2 separate regions of the Homo sapiens genome follow, and region 1 is linked to region 2. Evidence: read pairs that join two places in POLR2A ChIA-PET (ENCODE). Cell type or tissue: OCI-LY7. All regions are shown on one strand. Each heading gives the region's core, and the rest is flanking DNA. Links, peaks and the distances in the headings are about the cores only.

Region 1 (2,912 bases), core at 245-2,744, 1.3 Mb after region 2:
AGCTGGCCTCTGTAGCTGGCATGTCAGAGCCGAGGCAGAGTGGCCAGAGCCCGCGAAGGACCAGACCTGGGGGCTGTGCTGAGAGTTTGGGGGGAATCTATGAGGCATGTGCACCCTCTATTGAGGACCTGACAGGGCAGATTCTCGGCTGCACAGGATTCCCTGTTAACCGCAGTGAGAAACACCAACCAAGCCAGCTTGAAAAGCAAACACATGAAGAGAAGGAGAACAGGACATCAGAAACCTGGAGAACGCGGGCTTTGAACGTCAGGGGCAGGTACTGTGCTTTGAAAGCAGAATGCGTCCCGTCCATTGTGAATCTCCTGAAGTAGGGCAGACTCCACATGGGCGAAAGGTGTTAGCCATGGAAGAGACATTGCAGGCACCATTCATTCAGTTTTCTCTCAGCTATTCTTGTAATCAAGGGTTACATCAATTTATTTCATAATCTTTCCAGAGCGCCTGCTCTGGGTTCTAGGCACTGGAGATTCAGCTATGAAGAAAAGAGAAATATTCCTTATCCTAGTGAAACTGTAGGGAGAGAGAGACCAAACAAACAACAGAAATAGGTAAACAGTATGATGATGAGCTTTCCTGAAAAAGAGAGAAAAGGGATGAGCAAGTGCAGTGCTACTTTGCGGGGTGACAGGGAGGCTCCCAGAGACTCAGGGGCTGAAAGCAGGGAGAGCAGAGGGATGTGGGTGTGTGTGTGCCCTGGACCCCCAGCGCTGGGTACAGTCTGATGAAAGGAGGGAGGGAGAAAGGAAGGGTAAACGGGGGGATGGAGGAACACATGAGCAAGGCAGCAAATTATTTTTTGTCTCTATGAAAAAAAAAAAAAAAAAAAAAAAAAACCCTGCTTCTGGCCCCCAGGACCTAACATTTCCGAGAGCTCACGTTGCAAACACAAGAGCTCTTTGGAGACAGAGGCTATGTCGCCCTCTCCTGTGTCACCACCCAAGGCTTGGTGCTTGCCTGTGGGTCTTCCCAGCTCTTCTCAGGATGCAAATCCCATGGTGGCGCGTCCCTGTTTAAAGCCCTCTGGTCCCGCTGGAGCAACGCCCAGCCCTTTGCCTGCCAGGGCCTCATCCATCTGTCCCGGCCTCTCTCCCTGCTGCACCTGCCCCAAGAACCTCACACCCAGCCCACCTGCCCCATCTTTCCTCTCCCCCCGCCCCTAGGCTGCCCCCCTTCTGAGGTCTTCTCCACTGTCCCCCTGTCCTGGGGCTCTGCTGCCCCTCCCTGGGATTTTACACCATTTTTTCATCATACGGAATTATTTTTGTTTCTTTCCTTGCTTTTTGTTTCTCCTAACTCACTCTGATGTCAGCGAGAGCAGGGCCTTTTCTCTCCAGATTCCTACCAAATTGCCCCCACCTAGCATCTCGCCTCCCGCAGGCTGGCTGCAAATCAATATTTCTTGAATAAATGAATGCATTTCGCCTGTGGATGTTTCTTCTGTCCTAAGCAGACCCATTTCCCTCCAAGCGGGGAATCAGCAAACGTACGTACAGGGCAAGTGAGCACCTATTTTCGGGTTTGTGAACCATGCAGTGTCGGCCTCAACTCCCCGATTCAGCTGCGGCAGTGTGGGGGTAGCCGTGGGTGACACGTCAGTGCAGAGCGTGGCTGCGTTCCAGTGGGACTTTATTTATAGACACTGAAATTTGAATTTCATATCATTGCCATGTATCATGAAGTGGTATGTTTAAATTTTTTCCTATTTAAAAATGTTTTTTAAAACGTCTTAGCTCACAGACCCTGCAAAAGCAGGCAGCAGGGCCACATTTGGCCACACAAGCCATCTGTATCGACCCCTGCCCTGCGAGATGCATTTGAGAATGGAAAGATTTGGTCAGTCCATACGCTCATGTTTATTGAGTGTCTACGAAGGGCTCCACGCTGGACGTGGGGAGGGTGAGACAGAGAATGAGTACGACATGGAGCCTCCGCCCAGGCGTCCTGGGCACCTGCACATAGGGTGTGCAGCCTGCAGCAAGGGGCATCTGGACGCCAGATGAGCCAAGTGCAGCCAAGGAGAAGTAGCCCTGGCTCTGCTGGCGGCATCAGGGATGCTGCTTGGAAGGGTTTGAAGAGCTCCAAGCCAACACAGCGATAGATAGAGGATGTCAGCGGGCAGAGGGTAACCAGGACCCACAACAGCGTGGTGCCCGTGAAGACGGCAGGCCACTGTGGTTTTCAGAAGGGTGCAGCCCAGGAATACACGTTCCTCGGGACCCTGAGACTTCTGGTAGACTCCCCACCCAGGCAACAGGGGAGTTGTGTGGAGTCCCCACTCTGTTACCATGGGCCCCATGGAGAACCCTGGAAGAGAGGCTGTAGCTGTCAGGGAGTGGCAGAGCTGTGGAGCATATTGATTAATGGATCAATGTCAAGTTGGAGGGAAGTCTCCAGTGGCACCTGTCCACTCCCCATCCTGGTCCGTTTCTATCAATGACTTGGATGAGCTGTAACAGACCTGCTTGTCAAATGTGCAGATCAAAGCTCACAGGGGAGGCTAATGTGGTGGAGGAAATTGTCCAGACAGAAAAGACCTCTTGACAGGCCGAAACAATGGACTGAAGTGAACAAGATGGAATTGAGTAGGGTTAAAAGTGAAGCCCTGCTTGTTCCCTGGATTAAAACAAAAACCAACCGCAGGTAAACAAAACGGTTTGTGATTCATGCCGTGTACACCTGCGGGTGTTGCTGGCCCCAGCCCTGAGCCCAGATCATCAGACGGGCTGCCCCGCACGCGAGGGACCCCAGCCCCCTACAGAGGGGCCAGCCTGGGAAAGGGCAAAGTGCACCCACTGCAGGATTGCAGGATTGCAACCGCGTCCGGGGTTACACTCCCTTTCAGTGGATGCTGACCACGAGGAACACATCCAGAGCAGAGTAACCAGTGCCAA
Region 2 (2,912 bases), core at 324-2,823:
GGCTCTGAGTCAAGGCCATGAGCAAGGTGGGCGTGGCCCTGTTCCCCCAGACTGTGCACGGAAGGCGACCAGTACAGCAGGGGCTTTCAGGGATGTATTTAATTACATGTGAGGTACAAGGAGAGTGCCAGTCCAGAGCCCCACTGCTTCCTGGAATGGAGTGGTCAGAGGAATCCTGAGTAAACTGGAGCCGGAGGGAGTAAGAGTTAACAGGAGAAGGAGGGCGGGAAGGTGGGGCTTCCTAGGAGGCACGCACAGTACCCGAGCCCTGAGCCCTGAGCTGGGGAACAGTGGGGCAGGGTTAGGGAATGAGGACAGGAGGACAGCCAGCCCTCCAGGACAGGAGTGCATACTAGAAGGGATGCAGAGGAAGCAGAGCCAGGCAGGTGGGACATCGCAGGTGGGGTCATAATTTTCGACCCAATGGCAGTGGAAAGCAGCTGAGGTCTGGTAACCAAGAGTGTGACCCAGTGAGATTCATGGTTTAGAGACAGTGTGCTTTCAGAACCAGGAGAAAGATGGGTGGCCACTCGGACCAGAGTGATCGCCCAGAGATGGAGGCCTCATAGACTGGAGAAATGTTTTCTACTCGAAATCACCACACTTGAAGATTGGTTGGAGCGGAGTTGGAGGAAAAGGAAAGGCTGACTGAAAGTGTCTGGGGAGTGATATTGAGAGGAGTGTGGATTCGTAGAACACACACCTGGATGGGGAGAGCGGACACCCGAACTCCATCACGGAAAGCCCTGGAAGCCTTGGGAAAGGATGAGTTGACGAGCAGCTGTGTTGAAGGCCACCCCTGTGGGGGATGGTGGTGTGCTGAGGCCGGCCACTATCAGCTGCTTTCTAGACTGAGTGGCTCTGTTTCATGCAATTTTTATAGAATTTTGTGTGCTAAGTAGGACACATGATCTTTTAATTACAGAGCAGAACCATAACCAAGCTCAGACCTTGGAGCCTGCTGCATTTGGTGTTGACTGAGGACTGCCCTCAGCCTGCCTGGCGAGTCAACACCTTGCAGATCATCACCATCCACTCCCCAAGTGTCCAGATGATTGGGCTTCCTGAAGTGGCTGCAGATCTTGCTCTGACTCCAGGTTGGATAAAGTGAGGTTGAAGGTGGGGGTGTCAAAGGTGACTCAGATTTCACCAGGTGCAGGGAGCTTTCCAGGGATGGGGAAGACACGCCAAGGCTCTCTGAGGAGGCAAAGGCCAGGTGCATCCTGTGCGTGTTGCTTGCAAGAATCTTTGCATACTGAGTGGAGAAGGTCAGGTGCATCCTGTGTGTGTTGCTTGCAGGGATCTTTGCATACCGAATGGAGAAGGTCAGGTGCATCCTGTGCATGTCGCTTGCAGGGATCTTTGCATACCGAATGGAGAAGGTCAGGTGCATCCTGTGCATGTCGCTTGCAGGGATCTTTGCATACTGAGTGGAGAAGGTCAGGTGCATCCTGTGTGTGTTGCTTGCAGGGATATTTGCATACTGAGGGGAGGTGTGCAGATGCAGGAGTGGAGCTCATCGGATCCCTTACAAGGCGATGCATTGATTTCATGTCTAACCTGAGAACTGCAGTTTTTAGTCCCTTTTACGAGGCTGGGGAGCCAGGAGAAGCACGGCATTTGGGGAGAAAGGCAGTCACCTTGAGCTTGGATATGCCACATTGAGGCCTTTGTCACACACTCCATCCAAGTAGAGATTAATCCAGGACAGTGGGGCCTCGATGTGGCCTCTCTCCTTTCGGATTTGTGATCTAAGCCTGCATCCTGCTGTTTTAATTCACCCTTCAGCCTCTAAGCCCCACAGGTTCTGGTCTTTGGTGAAATCTAAGTAATGACCATCCCCTTCCTGGGAGAATCTTCTGTTTTCTCCCACCTGACTGACTCCTTTGTTTCCAGCCACCCTTTGCAATTTGGGTCACAGAAGTACCACTCAAGTGCTCCATCAGGGAACTGACCACATGCAGTGTGGAACCTTTGGTGGGACCACGTTGACAAGGGTGGCCTCTGCGCCTTTGGCTAGGGAGAAGACTTCTAAGTGGGTTGCAATTCTGTGTGCTCAATTATTCAGCAGACTTTTTAGCTGAAAGTGTTGAAAGGATTTGCAATCTGTTATATTGCGGGTGCCTGCTATGAAATTCTCCATGTCCCTCGAGTTCTTTAGGCAACTGACAAAATGAGGGTATGAAATAACTTTTTGTTCCCTGTTAATAATGTCGGGGGAATGCAGAATCGATGCTTTTAAATATTTCATGGCCTTTCATTCTGAGATGGGTAAACAGAGGAGAAGCAAACTGCAAGACTTACATGTTAGTGGTCGGTAAAGACTAATGACCCAGCGCAGTAACTCATAAGACAAGTTGGGCTAAAAAATCTCCCACTGAGATCCCATTCCCCAAGGTGGCACAGACTGGCAAACCAAATGTGTGAGAAAGGGGGCAGGTGCGTTATTCCCCAACTTCACACCCCATGGCCCTGAATACCCTCCTGTTAATGCAGGCAGCAGAGGGAGGGGACACACCCTCCAGGAAGCAAGTGGGAGTCCCCACTTTTGTTTTTTTGTTTTTAGCCACTGCACTGCTGCACACAGATTTTCACTTTCTTTTGGAAGCAGAATGAACCCATTCAACACTTTGCTGATGAGAAAAAAGACATAAGGAGGGTGATATTTCTCAAAATCTAGTTTTTCCTGAAATTTAGCTGATATTAAATGACTCTTAGGCTCGCTCAAACGGGCACCCACACTAAAGATGATAAGAAACTGCCTTTGTCCTCTTCTTCCTATCCAAACGTCTGCTCCATCACCATCAATTCTGTCTTTAACCTCCTGTAACCGGGTCATGTTATTTCACCAAGTCTGCACTGGAAAAATTAACTACCTGGTTCCATATTGTCAAATCCAAGGGGCACAGTGA

What was found. ChIA-PET counts read pairs that join two places held together with the same protein. Peaks named below come from ENCODE experiments on the same cell type or tissue, not always from the same donor. Only the 100,000 strongest peaks of a DNase experiment are listed, where the experiment ranks them.
Region 1: POLR2A ChIA-PET joins it to region 2 with 5 read pairs; 1 of 35 experiments calls an interaction of 5 or more read pairs at or near these places.

What each region holds. Positions count from the first base shown.
Region 1 is chr22:48,103,615-48,106,526 of GRCh38, reverse strand. No RefSeq gene overlaps it. Among named protein-coding and RNA genes, the nearest start is that of MIR3201, 170 kb to the left of the region's middle. In OCI-LY7, for the core only: no CTCF peak of the experiment used is centred there; a DNase peak (open chromatin) is centred at 1,525; H3K4me3 peaks cover 419 bases.
Region 2 is chr22:49,379,082-49,381,993 of GRCh38, reverse strand. No RefSeq gene overlaps it. Among named protein-coding and RNA genes, the nearest start is that of MIR3667, 160 kb to the left of the region's middle. In OCI-LY7, for the core only: no CTCF peak of the experiment used is centred there; a DNase peak (open chromatin) is centred at 1,343; H3K4me3 peaks cover 2,101 bases; H3K27ac peaks cover 2,500 bases.